2 separate regions of the Homo sapiens genome follow, and region 1 is linked to region 2. A link is a loop called in an ENCODE intact Hi-C map of the cell type or tissue named here. Cell type or tissue: endothelial cell of umbilical vein. All regions are shown on one strand. Links, peaks and the distances in the headings refer to the core of each region. The heading gives the core; the rest is flanking DNA. Region 1 has its middle 170 kb from the start of MIR12113. Region 2 overlaps CLNK (cytokine dependent hematopoietic cell linker).

Region 1 (12,726 bases), core at 3,086-11,085, 1.4 Mb after region 2:
TAGCCCTACCACTAAAGTGTTAGCCTTCTCAGGTCTCTAATGACTGCCTCAGGGGTTCAATGAGACTGTTCTGACTCGTAGAAATACTAGTATCTTCCAGCTCTGGGAATTCTTTACCTAATAGTACTCTGATATTTCTTTGCCTGGTCTTTTGAAATCACATTCTCTATGTTGCAGCAACATGTTCAAGGGGATAGCTAAGCAGATTTTTAGAGGGTGTGTGTGTGTGTGTGTGTGTGTGTGTGTGTGTGTGTGTGTTACTCTCTGTTTTATAGTACTCATCCCTGAAAATTCTAACTGCTTTAGCCTCCCCAAACTTTCTTTTATCTTCTCAAATGAGACCTCCGCTCCCTCTACCACATTATGAAAAGTACCCGCAGAACAAAACCCAGGGTGATTCACCTTATTTGCTTCTTTTCTTTCAGAGCTAACGATCCCACACTCCTTATTTTATACTGTCTGAAAATAATTGCTTTATATATTTGTCCAGTTTTCTAGCTTCTTACAGAAGGAAATTACGTCCAGTATCAGTTATTCCAAATGACTAGAAATGTATGTCCTTTAAGTTGGTTTATATTATTTTAATTTTATACTTGAATAAATAAATGCTCAGGGTTTTTTTCTTTTTGATTGTCAATCCTCTAGTTTCACATTTTAGAAAGTAAATGCCTAAATACTACAACAATCACCATTTGGAGAATCTACCCAGTATCAAGCAAAATGCTAAACATGCAACATATCATATTTCATCTCATCTTTTGACAATGCCTTGGAAGTTTTATCATCCCACTTTCTAAATGAAGTAATTAAATACAAGGCAATATCATGGACTAAATATTAGTGTCACCACTCCCCCCGCCATTGATATTTTGAAATCTTATCCCCAGGCTGTGATGGTGTTACAGGAAAGGGATCTTGATCCAGACACCAAGAGTGGGCTCTTGGATCTCGCATAAGAAAGAATTCAGGGAGAGTCTGCTGTGCAAAGTGAAAGCAAATTTATTAAGAAAGTAAAGGAATAAAATAATGGCTATTCCATAGACAGAGCAGCCCTGAGGGCTGCTGGTTGCCCATTTTTATGGCTATTTCTTGATGATATGCTAAACAAGGGGTGAATTATTCATGCCTCCCCTTTTTAGTTGCCATGGCATTTGTAAACTGTCACGGTGCTGGTGGGAGTGAGTGTAGCAGTGAGGGTGACCAGAGGTCACTCTCATCACCATTTTGTTTTGATGGGTTTTGGCTGGCTCCTTTACTGCAACCTGTTTTATCAGCAAGGTCTTCATGACCTATATTTTGTGCTGACCTCCTATCTCATCCTGTGAACTAGAATGCCTTAACCATCTGTGAATACAGCCCAGTAGATTTCAGCCTGATTTTACCCAGCTGCTATTTAAGATGGAGTTGCTCTGGTTCACAGCTGTCTGACAAATATAAAGGAAATGGTCAACCCCCACTAACCGTCATGACCTGAGCCAGTCCCTCTGGGTTAAAATTTAAAATTGCCCTGGTCAAAAAGAAAGTCCATTCAGAAGGCCAGGGGGCCTTAGCATTTTATTGTTGGTTTACAGGGTTCTTTATGCAGGAACATTAAGTACAAATCAAGGCTATCCTGGAAAACAAGGATGCCTGGTCATTCTATTTATAGTGGATGTTTTCTCTGAAGTTTGGACCATTGCTGAGACCTGTGCGACGTTGCATTGTAAACCAAAATGTACATGACACAGGTCTCAAACAATTTAGAAGTTGATTTTGCCAAGGTTAAGGAATATGCCAGGGAGACAGATCCGTGCTCTTCTCTAAAGATAAATTTGAGGGTTTCAGTATTTAAAGGGGAAAAGCAGGGTAGATGAGAAAGAGGGAGGATATGGTCACATTACTGAATCCATACATTGCAAGAGAAAAGGAGTAGGTAGGAGAATAGTCAATTATGGATTCATCTGGTGCTCACTAATTGACACTTTACATAAGATAAGGTGAACATAGAGTATCTACCTATGCAGATATTTAACCTTCTATCTCTACGTGATGAGAAACAAAGGGAAGGCAGCTTCTTGCATGGCTCAGCTTTCAGGTTAATTTTTTTCTTTTGGCAGAGTGAATTGGGATCCCAAGTTTTTATTTTCCTTTCACAGCATCAACCCTGGGTTAGGTAACACCATCTCCACGGAAATGGCCTGACATCTTGTATAAAAACTAACCTTACAGTGACCACCAAATAGGCGCAAAATGTGTACAGGTGGGGAGCTGCAATATAACTTCAGGCTTCCCCAAAAAATGTTTCATCTGAGACTCTATGGTTGAACAACAGTCAGATAGGTTACTGGATGTGGCCCTTTTCAAGTAATGCACTAATTTATTCATTTCTGCAAGACAAATCATGTAAAAAAAAGACGAATAATCAGGCTTAAGGGTTAAACATGAGCCAGGTAGTCCTGAGACTTAACTCTGGGGAGAAAACGGCAATCACTGAACCATTTCTAAACATATAGGTAATAATAGTGAAACCACCTTTGCAAAAATCATATCAGTAAAAATAACTGTATAGTGATCTAACCCACCCCTACCCCCATCTTACCTTTCCCTTAATTATTCCTGGGATTTTGGACCAAGCTAGAGAGACATTTAGGCTCTGGTTTAAATGATAACAGCCCTTCCCCAAAATTCAACCACCTTTATAGAGCTAATGAAAGACTATCAGGCTGAGGGAAGAGAGAAATCTGAATTCTACTAAGGTATAGTCATAGACTGCCAGCCATTCCTGCACCTAACAACCACTACAGTAGATTAGTCTTCTGAGATATCTTTTCAGGGTTTTTTTTTTGCATGTCTAACATCCATGGCTCCATCTGTACCTGCCAAGCCTGCTCCTGTGGCCTTACGCAGAAGTGATTCAGCACGCAGGAGGACAGCTTTGAACTCCTATGATTCATCTTTGCCCCAGTCAATCAGTAGCAAGCCTAGCAACCACCACCCCTTCCTCCAAATTGCATTTGAAAAACCCGTAACCTACAAGTGTTGAATGAGACTGATTTGAGTACAAACTCCATCTTCCACTTGGCAAGGCCAGCCTTGTGTGTATTAAATTCTTTTTTTACTGCAATGCTATGGTCTTTCTTTGTGCAGCAGGCAGAAAGAAGCCCTCTGGCAGTTATAACATAATCTAATCATTAAATATTTTCTTGGATATAACATAGAAAATAAATTTTGCTGCACGGGTGTTGCAGGTGATAAGTTATCACAAGTATATGGTCATAGATAATATTAACTTGAAGTAACGTGGTAGAAGGAGACAAAAAACATAAAAGTTGTATGTTTTGTACTAGTTTTGTATAACCATATTAATTTATGTAAATTAATATGGTTATACAAAACTAGTATAAAACATGAAACTACTATAAAACATATTAGTTTATGTAAATTAATGTTTATATAAAACTAGTAATAACTAATATGATATACTAGTTATATCAAAAGGAAGGATATGAATTAGGAGTAGAATTAACAAACATGGATAGGAATTTTGTAAAATTTGTGGCTTGGTATCACCCACTGAGAGGAAATATAGGACAAAAATTTGTTTTTGGCAAGGTCTATGAGTTGGGGAATGGGGAATAATTAATGAAAGTGGAAAAGAGAGAAAAACAAAAAGAAATAATTCTTGTACGTCATGATTGTGCCAGGTTCTGCCCAATTTAACTTCAGTTGTGTATATTTTTTGTTTCACAAAGTAATTCCACTATCCAAAGTGAATTAATATAATTTATTTTTCTGAATAGATAATATTTATCTTATCAGATAATATCTATCTTATAATTTATCTTTTTGAACTGTTTCATTGACATGGGTCAGCATACTGTTTGAGAACTGGATCAGAGATTAAGGAAATACTTGGGTTTGATGCCTACTGGACTTTGCAGTATTACTTAACCCATCTGTCTTAGTCAGTTCAAGCCTTTTATAACCAAGTATCAGAGTCTGCATGGCCATGACAGATTTATTTCTCACAGTTCTGAGAGAACGAGAATCAGGAATGAGAATGGGAAGAAGCTGGGAATTCTAAGTACCTGCAGATTTGATAACTGGTAACTGACCACTTTCTGGTTGACAGTTGTCTTTACCCTGTGCCCTTACATAATGGAAGGGGTGAGGAGCTCTCTGAAGCCTCTATTATAAATACAACAATTCCATTCATAAATATTCTCTGTGCTCATAACCTAATCTCCCAAAGGCCCCACCTCCAATTACCATTGTCAGATACGTGTGAACTAGAGTAACTCCATTTTAAATAGGAGCTGGGTAAAATGAGGCTGAAACCTACTGGGCTGCATTCCCAGATGGTTGAGGCATTCTAATTCACAGGATGAGATAGGAGGTCAGCACAAAACACAGGTCATAAAGACCTTGCTGATAAAACAGGTTGCAGTAAAGGAGCCGGCCAAAACCCACCAAAACCAAAATGGCAATGAGAGTGACCTCTGGTCGTCCTCACTGCTACACTCCCACCAGCGCCTTGACAGTTTACAAATGCCATGGCAACATCAGGAAGTTACCCTACATGGTCTAAAAGGGGAGGCACGAATAATCCACCCCTTGTTTGGCATATCATCAAGAAATAACCATAAAAATGGGCAACCAGCAGCCCTCAAGGCTGCTCTGTCTATGGAGTAGCTATTCTTTTATTCCTCTACTTTCTTAATAAACTTGCTTTCACTTTGCACTGCAGACTCGCCCTGAATTCTTTCTTGTGCGAGATCCAAGAGCCCCCTCTTGGGGTCTAGATCCGGACCACTTTTCTGTAGCACATTGATCCCAGGTGTTTAGAAAAACTCAACCAATTGTCAAACAGAAAATTTAAAATGCTACCTGAAAGCCTCCCCTCCCCCACACCTCCACTGCCTCCCACAATGTATAAAATCCCAACCACCTCGGACACGTGTTCTCAGCATCTCCTGAGGGCTATGTCACAGACCATGGTTATTCATATTTGGCTCAGAATAAATCTATTCAAATATTTTACAGAGTTTGACTCTTTTCATTGACATTCTATAAAATATTCTAGTTTTAAAAAGTATGTCACTTTTTCTACAAGAGCATTTTAGCTAAAACAAAATTAGCCTTACTTTGGTCATTATTGTGAGGTCTTTAGGGTGCAGGCTGTTACAGACCTTGAATTATTCAGGAACTGCCTATAACATACATGTTTCACTGGGGCCTTAGAAGATACAGGAGGCAAACAGGGATGGTGACTCGCACCTATAATCCCAGCACTTTGGGAGGCCAAGGTGGGTGGATCACCTGAGGTCAGGAGTTTGAGACCAGCCAACATGGTGAAACCCTGTCTCTACTAAAAATTCAAAAGTTAGCCAGGCGTGGTGGGGGGCACCTTGAATCCCAGCTACTCAGGAGGCTGAGGCAGGAGAATTAAAATGAGCCAAGATCATTGGTTGCAAGGAGCCAAGATCACACCATTGCACTCCAGCCTGGAGGGACAAGAATGAAACTCTGTCTCCAAAAAAAAAAAAAAAAAAGGAAATGAAGGCTGACATCTGCTTTTGCTCAAGAACACTCATGAGGGCCTCATTTTAAATTATTAGTACCAAATTTTGGTAAGCAGTACTAGGTTGGCTGTCCTTGATCCCATTCCTCACTTAAAAGAAGGTGGAGATTGTGTAAGGACTGATTAGAATTAGAAATCTTCACAGAATTACAGGGTGAAACTCAAGGTGATCCTGTGGTGTTGTAAGTGGGTACTTAAATAAGGCCTATGTCCTGATGCTAGGGAAATTTATGAAATTAGAACTGAGAGCAAAGATGAAGAATACTAATGGGAAGCCATGCTGAATATAATAGATTTTCCAGGCCTGGGTTAGATGTTTATTTAATGGGAGAAGAATCTCCTGAGTGGGATTATCTAACCCAAGGTGGTAAACAATATTAATTTGAACACTGGGTACATGTGGCCAACTCAGAATGTATTAACTTAGCAATACATAAAAACAAAAATATCCAAGGCAGTAAGCAAAAGGGAAGTAAAAACAAAGTAGAGGTTCTGATCAGACAAAAAGTGTTAGGCTTATGTGTGTTCCAGAAGGAAAAAGACCAAATTCTACAACCACAGCCAGGCCCTCGGTAAGGAGTAGAACAGCAGAGGGAGGCACAACTTGAGAACTGCAGCCACTAGTGAATAAAAGAATAAAAGATGTAGCAGGATGAGACACTTCTTGAGGCCCGGAACACCCAAAAAGGAAAGGCAGACAGTGCCTTGAAGAACATGTAGAAGAGGCATTCTTCTTTGCTAGGCCGCTAAAGGAACACATTTCAGGAACATCACTAGCACCTTCGGTACTGAAATCTGCTGAACATGATTCTCCAGCTGAAAAACACTTGAGCAAGAGAATTTCATGAACCCATGCTATCCCATAGCCAGAGTTTCTGACAGCTGCTCCCATAGCATGAGACCACTCCTCAAACACGGTAGAGGCTGTGCCATTAGCCAGAGTTGATGAACAATGAAGAAATGAGATTTTAGAAACACAGGGCATGGAAGGAAATGGAAACTGATAAGTTTTGAATAATCATGCCAGGAAATAAACATATGTGATCCCGAGCTTCTGATCCAGGGACCTGGGCTCCCGCCATCACAGTTTTCTAAACTTAGCAAGAAGGTTTTTAAGGCTACTAAGACAGAGTTCAGCACATCTTTCTGTGAAGGCCGGGTGTTAAATATTTTAGGTTTAACACAACATATAGTCTCTTTATAAAGCCAAGAAAGCAGCCATCTATAATATGTAAATGAATGGGTATAATTGTGTTCTAATGAAGCTTTATTTACAAAAAAGTGCTATTTTTTTTGTTGTTTTTTTGAGATAGAGTTTCACTCTTGTCACCCAGGCTGGAGTACAATGGCATGATCTCGGTTCACTGCAACCTCTGCCTCCTCTGTTCAAGCAATTCTCCTGTCTCAGCCTCCTGAGTAGCTGGGATTAATGGCGCCCACCACCACACCTGGCTAATTTTTTGTATTTTTAGTAGAGATGGGGTTTCACCATGCTGGCCAGGCTGGTCTTGAACTCCCGACCTCAGGTGATCCACCTGCCTCGGCCTCCCAAAGTGCTGGGATTACAGGTGTGAGCCACCGTACCCAGCCCAAAAAGTGGTAATTCCTTAGGGCCATAGTTTTCCAACACCTGCCCCAGGAGAAACAGTGTTCATGGGGTGCTTCCTCCCCTTTGATATGGTAAATGCATTCTGTCCAAATCATCTTCTTATTGGGATATTGCTAAAGACTGAATTAAGGGCTGTACTTTATAAATTTTGTAATCCTGAAATACATTGCCTGACATCCTGGCAAGACTAAAAGAGAAAAAAAAAATCTCCTTTTACTATCTTTCCCACAAATATCACTGATTTTTAGGTATTTAGCAGCACCGAAGACTGAGATCTGGAAAAGTAATTTTGTTTTTGGATCTGGAGATAATCTTATTTCTAAATTTTGCTGTCAGATTTCAGTGCTGTAATAATTTCATATGTACTATAATCTCATTTGATTGTAAGGTAATATCAGTTCTTGTGCTATGAAGGAATTACAGCCCTGTCAAGAAGAGGGAGCTCAGACATCAGGAACGCCACCCTCTGGCTAAATCTAAGCAAAACAAGAACCTGAACAAGACTTCAATTGTTTTGCATTTTTAGCTGAAAAGGTGAAAACATTTAATTTGTAGATTTAATTCTTTAGTTTTGGAAATCTTTGGGCTTTAACTTGCAAGGAGATTTAATCTTTGAAATTTAATGTGTTCCTAGGGACTTCTTAATGAGCATGGATTTATATATTTAAATTTGGAGCATCTCTATATTGGTATCATTGAGATATCAAAAATATTGTTATTTGATTTTCTTTAAAAAACCTTACAAGCTGATATTAAATAGTGGCTAGACATATTTTGAGATGAACAACAGAATAAGAATAAAATATTTGCCTTTGGGTATAAGAATTTGTCTGGACATTACATTGATTAAATCCTCAGTGGATTTAAGCCCATCACCCACCATGATTTCACGTTGACAATGGGCAGTGGCCACGTCCACCTCTCTGTCCCCTTTCTCCCTCTGCTACTGGTGTTCCCTTCACCCACCAAATAAACTGCATGCTCTCAGAGTCTAATTTAGAGGTAACGCAAAGAAGAGAAAAAAAACAAAACATTGGTTGAAAGAGCAGATCAATGAACATGTAAACATTCCTTACATATAGATTTTTTAGTGGAGGAGGCAGCTGTGTTAAGGTCAGGAAGAAATTCAGAGACAATAGTGCTATCTCTACAAGGTCTTTCTCTCTATCCCTTCACATCTTCACTATTTGTGTCACTGACCAGTCAGCAGATTATCTTGGCTTTATTTCCACAGTTTTCCTCTGACAAGTCTCACTGCTTTGCCTCTTGAATCTCTATTTAGTCTATTACTAGAAGAATCCTTCAGAATATGAGATCAGGGCATCAGCTTTAATACGAACTCCACAATCCCTTCTTTAACCAGTACTTGCTGAGTATCCCCTAACTGCTAGTCCCTGTTCTAATGCTTAGGATGCACCCGAGAACAAAGCCAAACCAGGAAGTCTCGATAGAGTCAAATCACTTATATCTTGGGTCAGAAATCAGAACTACTATTCTAAGAATACGCACTATGAGAAAGAGGAATGATAGTCTCCCAAGCCACAACAACACACATTCCCTTTGGAACTCTGTTATCCAACTTGAAACAGATCCTTTACGCAAGCCAAAATAAGAAAGTCAGCATCAATGCTAACTGTATTTTTTTAAAGGAAAATATTATTATATATATTTAAGGTACACAAGATGATATTATGGGATACATATACAAAGTAAAAAGGTTACTAGAGAGAAGCAAATTAAAATACATGTCACTTCACATAATTATCCATTTCTTTGCTTTTGTTGCAGAAGCAGTTATGACACACTCATTTAGCATGAATCAGAAATATAGGAAAATTTTATTGCCTATAATTCCCATGTTGTATGTTAGGTCTCTCGATTTGTTCATGCTACATATTTGGATCCTCTGATCTATTTCTCCTCATTTCCTCCCCACATCCCAACCCATGCACATGGTAACTAGTTTGTTTTCTATCTGTATGAATGATTTTTTTAAGATTCTATGTGTATAAGGGGGATCATACAGTATGATTTTTCTGTGTCTGGTTTATTTCACTTAACATAGTGTTCTCCAGGATATATTGTAGCAAATGGCAAGATCTCATTCTTTTTTAGGGCTAAATAATATTCTATAGTTTTATGTACACACACACTCTTATACTTCATAGTCATATATATATATACACATGCACATATAGACATATATGTATATTGTATATATGTATATCATATTATATATCATATATTATACATATATGTATATATGTATATATGTATGTATATTTTATATATGTATGTATATTTTATACATATGTATATATGTATATATTTTACATATATGTATAGATAAAATATAGAACAGAAAAAATTCAAAACCTACAGGCCTATCTTTCTGATGAACATGTATGTAAAAATCCTTAATAAAATATTAATTAACCAAATCCACCAACATATCAAAATGTGTATACTTTATCCCCAAGTGTGAGTGATCCCTAGTATGCAAGGCTGGTTTAACGTATGCACGTCAATTGACACAATACATCACATTAACAGAACAAAGGATAAGACCACGTTTGTCTCAATTATGCAACAGTACCATTTGACAAATTTCAACATCTTTTATCGATAAAAACTCTTAACATTTTAAGAATAGTTTATATATGTACATGAAATATATCTATCTTGATCTATCTATCTATCTATCTATCTATCTATCTATCTATCTGTCTATGTATAATATAGTCGTTTCCATATCTTGGCTATTGTGAATAATGCTGCAATAAACATAAAAGTACAGATGATTTTATTTCTTTAGAAGATATGCCCAGAAGAGGGATTTGTGAGTCATCTGGTAGTTCTTCAGAAACCTTCACACTGTTTTCCATAACGGCAGTACCAATAAACATTCTCATTAACAATGTATAAGAGTTTTCTTTTTTCCACACCTTGAGAAAGGTTTATTATCTTTGACTTTTTGAAAATAGGCATCCTAACAAGTGTGAGGTGGTATTGAAATGGGAAAAGTTTGCTTGTCCCCCTCACAGGGCACGCGATGGGGGTTTGGCTCATTTATTCAGTGTCCCGCTGCTCAAACCTCTAGTGGGAGCATGAAAATGGGCAGGTTGTGGGGTTCTGACCCCATGGCAGTGTCTACGGGTGAATGTTCACAGCTGAAGCCCCAGTGGGTATGTGTTACATGGTGCTCTTTCAGTTTAGCCGTCAGTGGGCGGCTTGTGTTACCTCAATTAGACCCCTGCCTTATCGCAAGGATAGAGGACTTTCTGTATCCTAGGGCTTCTTGCTTTGGTATACTGGATGAATGGAATCACACGTGGGCTTGGAGAATGAGCTCAAGGTTTTATGGAGCGGAAGTCGCTCTCAGAAGATGGGGGAGACAGAAGGGAGATGGAGTGGGAAAGTGCTTTTTGCCTGGAGTCGGGTCTTTCAGCGGCCAGGTTCCCCTCCAACCACGCAGGCCAAACTCTGCATCATTCCACTGGTTGATGGCCTGCCAGCTTGCCGACATCTGCCCGTAACTGTTGGTAAGCTCTTACACCGGTGTGTTCCTCTCGACATCCAGTTGCTTGTGTCTTCTTCTGCCCGTGTGTTCCTCTCAACATTCAGTCACTTGTGTGCATGCCAGCTAGGGTCTCAGGGTTTTTATAGGCACAGAATAGGGGCATGGCAGGCCAGGGTGGTCTTGGGAAATACAACATTTCGGCAGGAAAACAGAAATGCCTGTCCTCACCTAGGTTCCTGGGCACAGGCCCCGGGGGTGGAGCCCTAGTCAGGGACCCAATCTCCTTCTATCAGCACTTTCTTGCCCTGCTCCCATATCAGTATCTCATAGAGGTTTTGATTTGCAATTCCCTGATAATTAATTATATTGACCACCTTTGTATCTACCTGTTGGCCATTTCAAGATACATTTTGAAAAAAATATCTATTCAGGCCTTTTACTGATTGTTTAATGAAATTGTTTTTCTACTATTTGTATGAGTTCTTTACAAATGTTGGATATTAATTCTTTATCAGATACACAGTTTCCAACTCGTTTTTCACAATTCATACTCTGCTGTTTCATTTTATTTATTATTTCTTTTGCTGTGCAGAAATTTTTAGTTTGATGTATTCCCTTTTTTTTAATTTTTGCTTAGTGGTCTGAGCTTTTAGTATGATATTGAAGAAGCCATTCCCAAGGCCAATATCTAGGATATTTTGCTTTATGTTGTCTTCTAGGAGTTTTGCAGTTTATGGTCTTACATTTAGGACTCTTCTTTGAGTTCATTTTTGTGTATCTTGTAAGATAAGGGTCCAATTTTATTCTTGTGCATATAGCACCATTTATTGAAAAGACTATCCTTTTCCTATTGTGTCCTCTTGGTGCCCTTGTCAAAAATTAGTTGACCATAAATATTTGGATTTATTTCTGTGCTCCATGTTTTGCTCCACTGGTTTATGTTTCTCTCTCTCTCTCTAATTTCAGTGCCAAAAAGTTTTGATTACTGTAGCTTTGTATTATAATTTTAAATCAGGAATTATGATGGTTCCAACTTTTGCTTTTTCAGAATTGTTTTGGCTATTCAGGGTTTTTATGTTTTCATGAACAATTTAGGAGTTTTTTTTCTATTTCTGTAAAGAACGACATTGGAATTTTTATAGAGGCTGCATTGAATTTGTGTATTGTTTTGGGTAGTATGCATGTTTTAATAATATCCTTCAGTGCATGAACATGAGGTATCTTTCCATTTATTTGTGTCTTCTCCAATTTTTTCATCAATGTTTTATAATTTTCAGCATACAGGTCTTTCCCCTTTGTGATTAGGTTCATTCCCAAGTATTTTTACTTGGGAGAGTTCAACAGTGAAGCCATCTGGTCCTTGGTTTGTCTTTATTGGGAGATTTTTGATTAGTTCTTAAAACTCTTCATTTGTTATTGGTCTGTTCAGGCTATTTTCTCCTCACTCAATCTGGATAGGTTGTGCTATTTTAGAAATGTATTCATTTTCTCCAAATTGTTTAATTTTTTGGTATGTAATTGTTTACCATAGTCCCTCATGGTCCTTTTTATTTCTGAGGCATCTATTATAATTTCTTCATATTCATTTTTAATTTAATTTATTTTAGTATTCCCTTTTGTTTCTTAGTTAAGACTAGCTCTTGGTTTGTATGTTTTAATTATTTTTTATAAAAATAAAGACAACTTATTTTTGTTGATTCTATGATTTTTCTATTTTCTATTTGATTTATTTCTGTTCTGATTTTTATGATTTTTCTTCCTTCTGCTTATTTTGGGTTTAGTTTGTTCTTTCTCTAGTTCCTTGAGACAACTTGGGATGTTTCTTCTTTTTGAATGTGCACATTTGTTACAGAAACTTTCCTTTTAGAATTGCTTTTGTTATGTTATATATGTTTTGGTATGTTGTACTTTCCTTGTTTGTATCAAGATTTAAAGAAAAATCCTTTTGATTAGGTCTTTGACCCATTTGTTGTCCAGGAACATGTGGTTTAACTTCCATATATTTGTACTTTTTAAAAATTTCATCCTGTTATTAAT
Region 2 (12,726 bases), core at 1,975-9,974:
CTATTTCAAGGAAATCACAAAAAAGCTTAGGCCACATAATGCTTGCTTAAGGGACAAAATTATAAAACATAAAATTAATTTCCTTTCATCTTATTGTTTATTGGCTTCACCTCCAGAGCTCCCTGGTGGACCATCTTGCTGCCTGTGTTGATGACTTTCCCTGCAAAACTAGATGTTGGCTTTCCAAGAGGTCTTTTTTCACTCTATCTATTGGGGATCAATTCAATTCACTGGAAAAAGAATTCAATAAAGAGACTGAGTTCCTGTAATTTAATAGGAAAATTCCCTTTGTGGTTTTCAAGATATCTACCCAGTTTTCTTCAGGGGTTGTGAGTTTAGAATAGGACATCTATCTTCTTTTATTTCATTGATTTATTATTGAGCACATAGTATGTGTTAGGTATGGACTCATTTTTAATATATGCATTGATGTAGGTGTTGGGGGGTATAACACCAACAAATAAAGTTGCTATTCCCATGAAGCTTACATTCAGTGGCAGGAGTTAGGAGATACATAAACAAAAGTATAAATAAACGTTCATGGGTGATGACAAGCACTATGCAGAAAATAAAGCAGATTGGAGGACAGCACGGTGCGGAGAGTAGGAGCTGGGGCTACTGTGTTTTAGGCTGGTCTGAGGAGGCATCTGTGGTTAGGGGATGAAATCAGAGGCCTGAGGACAGCGAGGGAGCATGTCCTGTGGATATCTTGGGAAGGGGATTCCTGACAGAGGAAACAGCAAGGGCAAAAGTCCTCAGGTGGTGTCAGTTCATTTTTCTGTTGCTTAAAACAGAATACTTGAAATTAGGTGATTTTCTAGAAATTAAGTAAGTCCAGGAACAAAGAGGGGCATGTGGTGAGAGCCTTCTTGCGGGTGGTGACTCTGAGGTGTACTAAGACGGTGCAGGACAGCACATGGCGAGGAGGCTGACTGTGCTAATGTGCTAGCTCAGGTCCCTCTTCCTTTCCTCATAAAGCCACCGGTTTTCCTTCCATCAGAACTCAATAACCCATTAATTCATTAATCTGTGAATGGATTGATCTATTTATGAGGACAGAGTCCTCATCATACAATCACCTCTTAAAGGTCTCACCTCTCAATACTGCCACACTGGGGATGAAGTTTCAGCATGAGTTTTGGAGGGGACATTCAAACCAGCATTCCACCCCTGGTTCACCGAAATGCATGTCCTCACATACAAATATATTCATTCCTCCTTGTAGCCCCAAATTCTTAACTCATTCCACTACCAACTCAAAAGTCCAAAGTTCAGAGTCTCCTCTGTGAGCCTGTGAAATCAAAACAAATTATCTACTTCCAAGATGCAATTGTGGGGCAAGCATAAGGTACACATTCCTATTCTAAAAGGGAGAAAGAGGCAAGAAGAAAGGGATAACAGGCCCCACCCAAGACTGAAACCCAAGAAAGAAGAATTTGGGTCCTAAGGTTCCAGAATAATTTTTTTTTGATTCCACGTCTGGCATTCTGTGCACACTGGAGCAAGAGTTAGGGCCTCCAAGGCCTCGGGACACCCCACCCCTATAGCTTGGTTGTGCTTAGTCCACCCAGCTCTCCCAGGTTGGCAATGCACACCAGTAGCTGTACAGCTCAAGGGTCTTGGTGGCAGGCTCACTCCCATTACCATAGTGGGGATTTTCTGCAGTGGCCTTGCTCCTATGGCTCCATTAGGCATTGCCCTGGTGGGGACTCCATTAGCTTCAACACCACATATCTGCTTTGTATAGCTTTAGTGGGGGCTTTTTGCATGTCTCCACTCCTGTGACAAGTCTCTGATTGGGTCCTCAGGCCTTTGACGTCTTTTGAAATCTGGTTGGAGGTTGCTGAGCCTCCACAGCTCTTGCTTTCTGCAAGCCTGCAGAATTAGCACCACACAGATACTGCCAAGGTTTAAAACTTGTACCTTGCAGAGCTTCAGTACAAGGGCCTCAACTGGGGTTGCTTGAGCCGGGCAGCCATGAAGTGCTGTGCTGCAGTGTAGGAAGCAGAGTCCCAGGGTAGCTGTGGGCAGTGAGCTGGTAGACAGCGCCCCAGTCCTATCCCCTGAAACCTTTCTTCCATCCTAGAACTCTAGGCCTGTGATAAGAGGGCAGCCTCAAGATCTGTGAAACACCTTTGGGGTCCTTCCTCCATTGTCTTGAGGGATAGCATCTAGCCCACTTCTATCCCTGTTAATCTCTTTAGCAAATGGTCACTGGGATATACCCTTGGTTTTCTCCTCTGAAGACTTTTTCTCTATGTGGCCAGGCTGAGTTTTCCAAATTTATCCACTCTACTTCTCTTTTAATTAAAAATTCTGTAAATTATTTCTCTGCTCTGAAATATCAATGTAAGTTGCCAAAATAACCCTGCAGCTCCTTCTATATTTTGCTTAGAATTTTCTTCTGCTAGATATCCTAGTTTATCACTCTCAAGTTTGGCCTTCCTCAAAACCCTCAGGCATAGAGACAATTCATTCAAGTTCTTTGCCAATTTATAACAAGAATGGTCTTTATTCCAGTTTTCAATATCTTGCTCCTCAGTTCTACCTCAAACCTCATCAGAATGGCCTTTACTGTCTATATTTCTATCAGCATTCTTGTCACAACCACCTATCTAATCACTAAGAAGTTCCAAACTTTACTTAGCCTTCTTGTCTTCTAAGCTTTCGCCAGAATTTAAACATTTTCTATCCTGCTCCTACAAATTCTTCTACTTTTGCCCATTACTCAGTTCCAAAGCTGCTTTCCACATTTTCAGGTATTCATTATCAGCAACACTCCACTTCTTGACACCAATTTTCTGTGTTAGTCTGTTTTTTTTTGTTGCTTAAGACAGAATAATGGAAACTAGGTGATGATTTATATGCAAAAGGAATTTATTTCTTTCAGTTGTGGAGGCTAAGAAAACCAAGGTTTAGGGGATGCATCTGGTGAGAGCCTTCTTGCTGAAGGGGACTTACTGCAGAGTCCTGAGGCAGTGCAGGGGATCAGATGGTAAGGCGACTGAGTATGCTGGCTCAGGTGTCTTTTCTTATAAAGCCACCAGTTCCCCTTCCATGACAATCCATTCATCTATTAACCCATTAACCCATTAATCCATTAATGGACTAATTCATCCATGAGGGCAGAGCACTCATGATCCAATTACCCCTTTATGCCTCACCTGTCAATACTGCTATATTGGGGACAAAGTTTCAACATGAGATTTGGAAGGGACACTTGAATTATAGCAGGTGGGATGAGCACGAGGAGGAGGTAAGCCCAGATAGGTGATGGCAGAGGTGGGAGAGTGCCCAGATCACATGGGGTCTTGTACAATGGCGCAAAAACTTTGCCTTAACTGTGGTGAATCTTTTTTAAACCACCTCATTAAGGTATCACTGACATAGAAGAGCTTTACATATTTACTGTACACATTAAGATTGAATTTGGGGATAAGTACATATCCATGAAATCAACACCACCGTCAAGGCCATAAACATATCTGTCACTTACCAAAGTTGACTCCTGCCCTTTTTGTTATTGTTACTTTATTTTATTTTCTTTTTTTGGTAAGAACACTTAGCATAATATCTATCCTCTTAGCAAACTTTAAGTACACAGTACAGTGTCATCAGCTGTAGGCACTATGTGGTAGAGTGGGTCTCCAGAATTTATTTGTGCACCATAACTGAAACTTTGTCCCCTTTAAGCATCACCTTCCTATGTCTCCCTCCTCCTTGCTCCTGGCAGCCACCATTCTACTCTTTGCTTCTATGAGTTTGACTGTGTTAGGTTCCACAAGTAAGTGAGATTCTACAGCATCATTTTTCTGCGTCTGACTTGTTTTGGCCCAACATAATGCCCTCCAAGTCCATCAGTATTGTCATAAATGGAAAAATTTCCTTCCCCTTAAGGCTGAAAAATACTCCATTGTGTGTATATACCACAATTTTTTGATCCATTCATCTGTCTATGGACCCTTATGCTGTTTCCATATCTTGGCTACTGTGAATAATGCTGCCATGAACAGAGTGCTGAGAGCTCTTCAAGATCCTGTTTTCAATTCTTTGGGTATATACTCAAAAGTTGGATTCGTGAACCATAAGGTATGTCTATTTTTAATTTTTTAGAGGAAACTCCATTCTGTTTTCAATAATGGCTGTACCAATTTACATTCTCACCAACTGTGTGCAAGGGATCGCTTTTCTCCATATTCTTGCCAACACTTGCCATCTTTTGTTTTTTGTGTGTGTTTTTTAAGTAATAGTCATCCTAAGAGGTGTGAGGTGATATTTCACTGTGGCTCTGAGTTGCATTTCCTTCATGACCAGTGATGCTGAGAACCACTTCCTATATATGTGTTGGCTACCTGTATTTCCTCCCTGGAGAAATGTCCACCCAGATCCTTTGGACATCTTCCAATAAGGTCACTCATTTTTTAGCTCTTCAGTTGTATCAGTTCCTTGTCTATATTGAACATTAACCCTTATCAGGTATATAGTTTGCAAATATTTTCTCCCATTTTGTAGTTTGCCTTTCTACTCCGTTGATTCTTTCCTTTGCTGTGGAGAAGCTTTTTAGTTTGATGTAGCCCTACTTGTTTATTTGTGCTTTTGCTGCCTGTCCTTTTGGTCTCATACCCAAAAAGTCATTGGCAAGATACAATGCCAAGGATCTTTTCCCTATGTTTTCTTCTAGGAGTTCTGTAGTTTTGGGTATACCCCAAGTTGATTTAATCCACCCCAAATTGATTTCCTTGCATGGTGTGAGGAACGTGGTCCTGCCCTGTGCAGAGGAACAGGTCCTGCCCTGTTCTTCTGCACATTAATATCTAGTCTCTCCACTATTTGAAGAGACCATCTTGTCTCCATTGTGTATTCCTGATGCCTTCATCAAAAATTAGTTTAATCAATGCATGCATTTATTTCTGGGCTCTGCACTCTGCCTTACTTGTGTGCATGTTTGGTGTACCACTGACCACGACAGCCCTGTCATGTAATTTGAAATCAGGAAGTGTGATGGCTCCAGCCTTGTTCCTTTTACTCAAGATTGCCTTGGCCACTCAGGGTCTTTTGTGTTACTCAGGGTGAATCTTTATGATACACTGTCCATGTGTCCTGTGTCTTCATTATAATGTAGGATTATTTTTTCTAGCCTCACTTAGTATTCCTCCCTCCCTTTTAAGATTTTTGTGTAGTATAATATCGGCAATAGTTACAAAAATCCACGGGGATTTCAGCCGCATCAAATATGCCGACTGGCAAGTGCTGATACCATGAGCTTCACTTAATCATTGCTTAGCTAACCAAAATCCTTCAAAGTAAGAGGTTAAGGTGAACTTAAGGAACTTTGCAGGTGAAAAAAACTGGATTGAACAAGCAAAGTAACTTGTCTACCATTATACAGCTTTGATGGTAATTCAGATAAATTCCAGAAAGCTTCTTAAAATTTGGGGGCCTTATTTAATAAAGCAATAATAAATCAAGTATTTGTGATATTTAAAGGAGGGTGAGCTTTGGAACTGAATTTGTTAAGATTGAATCTTGATCCTGTTCATACTATGGGCAGGATCATGGCACGTGCTTAATGAATGTTTATGAAATAAACAAATGGATTGAGGAGTGAATGAATTTCCCCATCTGGAGAAGTAAGGAGTGCTTATTTATACTTCATGGAAATTCATGTGTGGAATAAATGAATTGATGCACTTCAAGGCATGGTTCTTAATGCACAGCTGCAGTTACTACTATTATTATAGTATGAAAAATTAGAGGGAAAACGGGAATTTACCTCCCTAATGAAGTACACAAATATTCTAAAATGCTAGGAAAAGTTCTCTGTCAAACAAGAGGACCCAAACAGTTGTTCAAAGTCTTTCCCATCTCCAGTTTTCTCTTGGAGAAGCCAGGCATGCTCTCCACCTGGTGGTCATAACGTGTAATTAGCACCATTTGCCCAGAGACTCATTGGCTTTGCAGTCTCAGGACAGATCTCACAAAGTTACTGCTTTTGGGTAGGTAATGTACTGAGGTGGGCATAGCATGGTTGCAGAATCCGATGGACCTTGGTTTGACTGTTTCCACCACAACTTATTATGGTGAAACCATGAAGACATTGTCAATATCACCGTGTTCTGGGAGGGTTAAAGTAAGACCTCTTGAAGAAGGAAAAAGAGTTAAGGGATTGTTCTTTGGAGTGGCTGCTGCCAGCTTGCAATGGATGGTTGTTAAACTTTCAGAAATTCTGTGAACTGGCTTTACATACAGCCATTATTAAAAATACATTACATAGGCCAGGCGCGGTGGCTCAAGCCTGTAATCCCAGCACTTTGGGAGGCCGAGGCGGGCGGATGACGAGGTCGGGAGATCGAGACCATCCTGGCTAACATGGTGAAACCCTGTCTCTACTAAAAAATACAACACAATTAGCCGGGCGTGGTGGCGGGCGCCTGTAGTCCCAGCTACTCGGGAGGCTGAGGCAGGAGAATGGTGTGAACCCGGGAGGCGGAGCTTGCAGTGAGCCAAGATCGCGCCACTGCACTCCAGCCTGGGCGGCACAGGGAGACTCTGTCTCAAAAAAAATAAATAAATAAAAAATTACATAAACATACACTTAAGTTACAGCAGCCCTCCACTTATCCTAAGGCAAAATGTTCCAAGACTCACGATGGATGTCTGAAACTGAGGATAGTAATAAACCCTATATATCCTATGCTTTTCCTAAATATACAGACCTATGATAAAGGTGATATGTGACAGCAAAACAAGCACACTTTTTTTTCCTTCTTCCCAATTTCACGGATAGAAGATTCATTTTTATTGTCGATCCCAGTAACCTCAGCATACAATATTTTTTCTTTCCTTTTCAAGTTGAGAACTTCCACCTTTTCACTTAAAGGAATCACTTTACATCTTCTCTTTGGCAAATCAGAACTGTCAGCATCACTGCTCTTGCGCTTTTGGACCATTATTAGGTAAAATAAGGGTGACTTGAACCTAAGCACTGAGATTCCACGCAGCGAATCTGGTGGGCGAGATGACTGCTCAGCAATTAACCGGTGGATAATGGACACAGCGCAACAGAAACACTGGACAAAGAAATGATTCGAGTGAGACTGCTCAGGATTTCATCGTGCCGCTCAGAAACAGCATGCGAGTTAACATTTATGAATTATGTATTTCTGGAATTTTCCACTTGATATTTTCAGACCTTGGTTGAGCATGGGTAACTGAAACTGTGGAAAGTGAAACTGAGGATAAGGAGGACTTCTGTATTTGTTTTTCACTTAGCTACTGTTCAATTTGTGGTAAATATATGCAAGACCACCCCCCCACTTTTTTTGAGACCAAGTCTCGCTCCGTTGCCCACGCTGGAGTGCAGTGGTGTGGTCTTGGCTCACTGCAACCTCTGCCTCCTTGGTTCCAGCGATTTTCCTGCCTCAGTCTCCCAAGTAGCTGGGATTACAGGTGTGCACCACCATGCCCGGCTAATTTTTTTGTATATATATATATTTTTTTTTAGTAGAGTTGGGGTTTTACCATGTTGCCCAGGCTCCTGAGTTGTCTCGAAACTCCTGGGCTCAAGTGATCCACTGGCCTCAGCCTCCAAAAGTGCTGGGGTTACAGGCATGAGCCACCACCCCCTCCTGTAATACCCTTTAACTATGAAATACAATCATGCAATAACACTATGAAATACAATCAGAAATAACTATGAAATACAATCAGAAATAAAACATAAGTATAATGTTCTGTTCAGAGAGCTTATTATGGGGCTTACGGGCTTATTGAACAACTAAATAGCCAGCCCTAGTGTTGAGCACATAGGAGGTACTAAATATTATTGGTTGAATTATGATGAAATAAGCTATATTTCCCCTCTATGTAAAACTGCCTTTGCAAAGATTATATCAGTGAGAGAATTGTAATTTTTTTTTTTTTTTTTGAGACTGAGTCTCACTCTGTCGTCCAGGCTGGAGTGTAGGGGCATGATGTCGTCTCACTGCAACCTCTGCCTCCCAGGTTCAAGCAATTCTCTTGCCTCATCCTCCCAAGTAGCTGGGATTACAGGTGCGCGTCAGAACGCTGGGCTAATTTTTTGTGCTTTTTTATTTTTTAGTAGAGATGGAGTTTCACCGTGTTAGCCAGGATGGTCTCGATCTCCTGACCTCCTGATCTGCCCACCTCAGCCTCCCAAAGTGTTGGGATTACAGGTGTGAGCCACCACGCCCGGCCGAGAATTATAATATTAATAGTAAGCCAAGCTAACTCACTCCCCATCTTATCTTTTCCTTAATTACTCCTGGGCTATTGGGCAAAGCTACCTTTGGAACACATTCAGGCTATAGTTTAAATGATAATAGGACTTGCCCCAAACTCAACCACTTTTGTAAAGCTAATGGGAAGCCATCAGGCTGGGGGGACAAGAACAGCCTGAGTCCAGCTAAGGCGCAGACATAAACGATTGTCAGCCACTATTGCCAAGGTTATAAGACATGCAACTTCCCCAGTTATTCCTGCAGATAACACCACTATTGTAGATCGGCCTTTGGAGATATCTTTCCCAGTTTTTTGCATGCGTGTCTGACACCCATGGTTCCACCTAAACCCAATGCCTCCACCTTAGTGCCAACCTCTCTCCTGTAGCCTCACCCAGAAGTAACTCATCTGCTTGAAGACAGCTTCAAACCCCTATAATTTCATCTCCACCCCAATCAATCAGCAGCAAGCACCTGTTACCTGCCCTCCCATCCCTTCCCCCAAACTGCCTTTGGAAACCGCTGACCTATGAGCTTTGAATGAGACGATTTGTGTATGAACATCTCCCACGTGGTGTGGCCAGCCTCGTGTCTATTAAACTCTTTCTCTACGGCAGTGCCCTGGTCTCTCTTTATGCAGTGGGCAGGAAGAACCCCTCGGGCGGTTACATGTGTACCCATTTTCATCCTGCATTATAATCTTCTCTGTCCCTTCCATACAAGCAGCTTTTACTATACCAATTTCATGTTTATTATTAATGGCCTTTTCTTCACATTGTGATGTAGGATATGGAATTAGAAAAACTAAGTAGAAAAGAGAGAGGGCAAACTTATCACTGTTCATCGCTCCCCCAGGGACTGGCAGGAAGAGGAGGGGGGGGCATGCAGGGGCGGAAGCATTTACGTTCACAAGCTGTCTGTAGATGTGGCTTTCATAGATTAAGGAATATCCGCCCCAAACAATGGATCATTTATAACACCCGATAAACTACTCAGAATAGGAAATGTACTGTGAACCCAGAATTGAAACTAATATATGAGTCGATCTAGGTTTTTCTAAAATGTGTTCTAAGGAGCATGGGCCAAAGAATGTGATCCCAGAAAAAGCAGGTTCCATGGACACTTAAGTTACAAATGCTCCGTGCCATATCCCCCTCTTGGAGATCCACAATGCTCTTAAAAACTTGGTCAGTAAAAAGATCTGTTTATTTTTGTTTAACTCAGTGTTTCTCAAGGTTACTGCATCCAGAGTTTCCCATTTATTTATTTTTTTATTTTATTTTTTTTTTCTGATACAGAGTCTTGCTCTGTCACCCAGGCTGGAGTGCAGTGGCGCAATCTTGGCTCGCTGCAACCTCCGCCTCCCAGGCTCAAGCAATTCTCCTGCCTCAGCCTCCCCCGTAGCTGGGACTACATGTGGACACCATCACGCCCAGCTAATTTTTTTATATTTTTAGTAGAGACAGGGTGTCACCACGTTGGCCGGGCTGGTCTGAAGCTCCTAACCTCACGTGATCCGCCTGCCTCGACCTCCCGAAATGCTGGGATTACAGGCGTGAGCCACCGCGCTTGGCCTTCTCTTTTATTTAATATGATTCTCAACATCTCACACAATTAGTTTCAGATAACTGTACTTTGAGCTACTTAGAGCTTCATTCATTGTGTCTTACAGCAAGGACCAATGGGAGGAAGTTGTAGGAAGACATTGCTGTTCCTTATACTTAGCTGAAAGTAAAGAGCTGGGGCTGCTTAAAGGTAGGGTGTGCTTCCTGGGAAGGTGGTGAGGCTCTTGGGCCACTCAATTATCTGTAAGGGATGCTGTGCCTTAGTTACAAGGAGGGGCTGGATCGTGGAGATTCTGCTATTTTAAAACTTAACAAAATAACTCTTCCATTCTGCTGGCTTGCATGTAAGACATGCAGGTATAGAGGCCGCTAGTCCCAGTTTACCCCAGATGTCTCTGTTTTTAATTTAGAATGTCCTGCTTCTGAAGAACCCCTCCATCCAGAGCAAACTGGGATGGTTGATTCCAGTGAACACCCCAACATTACAAGGAAAAGAAAAAGTGCTTTTCATTATGCGTGTATTTCAAGTCATTTTGAAATGGTTTCATGGGGAAGGCCGTACTTTGCTTATGTAAAAGGCAGTTCTTGTACATTGCAATTCTATGGGGAACTGAAACTTCATTAGGGAATTATTATTTGGGGGATAGAAATTTTCTGGAGCTTCTTTTATTAAATACCTTGTTTTTCAGTCTCTTGTTTCTGGCTACTTCATATTTCTGTATCAGAAAATAAATTTGTTATATCAAACAGTTACATATTCCTTTCCTTTTCTCTGAGGCCTATTATTTTTCTTGTTTGGTAGTGAGAAAAAATACTGTTCTGTAGTTCAATTAATGAGTGATTTCATGAAGTTAATAACGTTAACTTTGAATGAGCATTATATCAATGTCTCTGTTGCTTTTGAGCCATGGGTTGTGGCTGAAACACATTTACATCTAAAATGGTAGAAGAATAATATTACATTTATTTCTGATCAATTCTGCAACCTCGGGCGTGTTTTTTCTGCAAAGGATAGAAGATAACCAATCTCATCATTATTGCAAAGTTGTGTGTTGCCAAGTTCTGCCACTAGGGAGCAGTATCATCTATCAATTCACTCTGGCACTGCGCTTTGTATAGTCTGGATGAATGGGATGTTCGTTACGAAATGAGAGGGAGAATACATTTTATACACTAGCAAACACAGAAAACCCTGGCAACATTACCATAGTGGAATAAACCTTGGCTCTGGTCTTGTGACTACTTGCTGATGGCCTTGAGCAAGCCACTTCCCTTCCTTATGTAAAATGAGAGAATTGACCCAGATTAAACTCATTTCTGATTCTAATTTCTTCAGCATCTAAACTCGTCTAAAAGCAAACTAGTATAAAGGTCTTTTGATGGCATTTTGTGGAATTCTACTTTGCTTCTTTTCAATCAGCTCGTGTTTCTGGATATACATGTTCACTAGCCTAGGCATAATTTTTTTTTTCTTTTCTTGGAGGCTTATTGTAGTTCTTTATAAATTCATTCTTGTATATGGTATGCTTGTCACCTCAAAGGAAATTGGCTTAGAGTTTGTGTTTGGTTCACATCTACGGCAAAGAGAAAATGCAATTTAGCTTCCTTTATTCTCAGCTTTGGTTTCTCTAGAAAAATAAACCACGCTGTATTTGAAAATTATAGCTATTCCTATCTGAAAATAAGATTATTTCTTCTAGATCTATGGTTAATGCTAGTGGTTCGTCACACATAACTTGTATTGTAAATACTTTGCCTCCAAATAAACTTTTACCTATTTTTAGGAATGAAAAACAAAAAGTCAAGCTTTAGGGAAGATGATAAGTTCTTGAAATCTGACAGTTTACAGATAAATGTAAGAATATGATTGCAAGAAAAATGACATAAAATGTACATTAACATAAATCTATAACTGCTCAACTTGATGAAAAATATCACCATAAAATCTGCCATTACTGAACCAACCAATATGTTTTATTCTATGATATTTTTGTGAGAGTGAATAAATTATCTGAGAATGTGTTTGCATCAAAAATACAGAATTTTGTAATAAACACATAAATCATGCAAGCATTTTTAAGCAAGATGCCTGATCCTAAAATGGGGGGGGCATTCATATTAATTTCCCCCCTTCCAGCCTTGTTCTAGATATGGTACCTTAGAGCTCTGGATGGTAATGGGGAACCATCAATTATGGAAATATAGAAAAGGATGATGTAAAGAAAATAACTCTTATTGGAGAAGTCTTCTATACAACCTGCCCCACCCCCAAAAGCCTCAACCTCTCTGAGCCTTGCTTTCACTGAAGTCCTCTTTGCAGTTGTGGCCTCAGTTTACACTGGAGTCTGCTTTACAAAACGCTCATATTTTTGTAGTCATGGGACCCATATATCAGCCAACATTCGCTACAAAACAGAGCACTAACTTAATCCTACAAGATGTGTTTTTCTTGCTGTCTCTGAGGAACTGGTTTGTTTCTTGTAATGGGAAATTCATACCACATAAGGAAGCTTGATTCCCTTTTTGCTTAGACTACCAGGTAGCTCAGAGGCAAAATAACAGTTTAATTATAGAATTTAGTGATGTGTGCCTAAGGATCTTACATTTTATCTTTATTTTAATTATGTCATCTATGTAGATTTTCTTCTATTTTATTGTTCAAGTTTTTATTAACTAATATCTTTGTGAACTGAGGCAAAGGGTAGATAAACATACAGATAGAGAGGTAAACAGACATACTGATATGTGGAATAATGGTCGAAGAAATTTCTGCAGCCGAAGAAGTGAGAGTGGATGCCCATAGTGAACTATAAATCAGATGGCAATTATGAAGTTCATTTCTCATCTGATTTCTCTCCAGGACTCATTTCTTCATGAGTGCCTACAAAGCATATTATTATGACTGAGGCCATTTTTGTAAC

The links. A loop is a pair of places that touch in the nucleus more often than their neighbours do. Peaks named below come from ENCODE experiments on the same cell type or tissue, not always from the same donor. Only the 100,000 strongest peaks of a DNase experiment are listed, where the experiment ranks them.
Region 1: a loop joins it to region 2, with 4 times the contacts of the local background. A loop is called at or near these places in 5 of 110 quality-filtered maps.

Annotation. Positions count from the first base shown.
Region 1 is chr4:11,946,664-11,959,389 of GRCh38, forward strand. No RefSeq gene overlaps it. Among named protein-coding and RNA genes, the nearest start is that of MIR12113, 170 kb to the left of the region's middle. In endothelial cell of umbilical vein, for the core only: a CTCF peak has its summit at 7,634 (motif pointing left); a DNase peak (open chromatin) is centred at 7,618.
Region 2 is chr4:10,543,939-10,556,664 of GRCh38, forward strand. The region is part of intron 8 of CLNK (cytokine dependent hematopoietic cell linker); the gene reads right to left. Among named protein-coding and RNA genes, the nearest start is that of ZNF518B, 93 kb to the left of the region's middle. In endothelial cell of umbilical vein, for the core only: a CTCF peak has its summit at 5,913 (motif pointing left); a DNase peak (open chromatin) is centred at 5,913; H3K27me3 peaks cover 1,801 bases.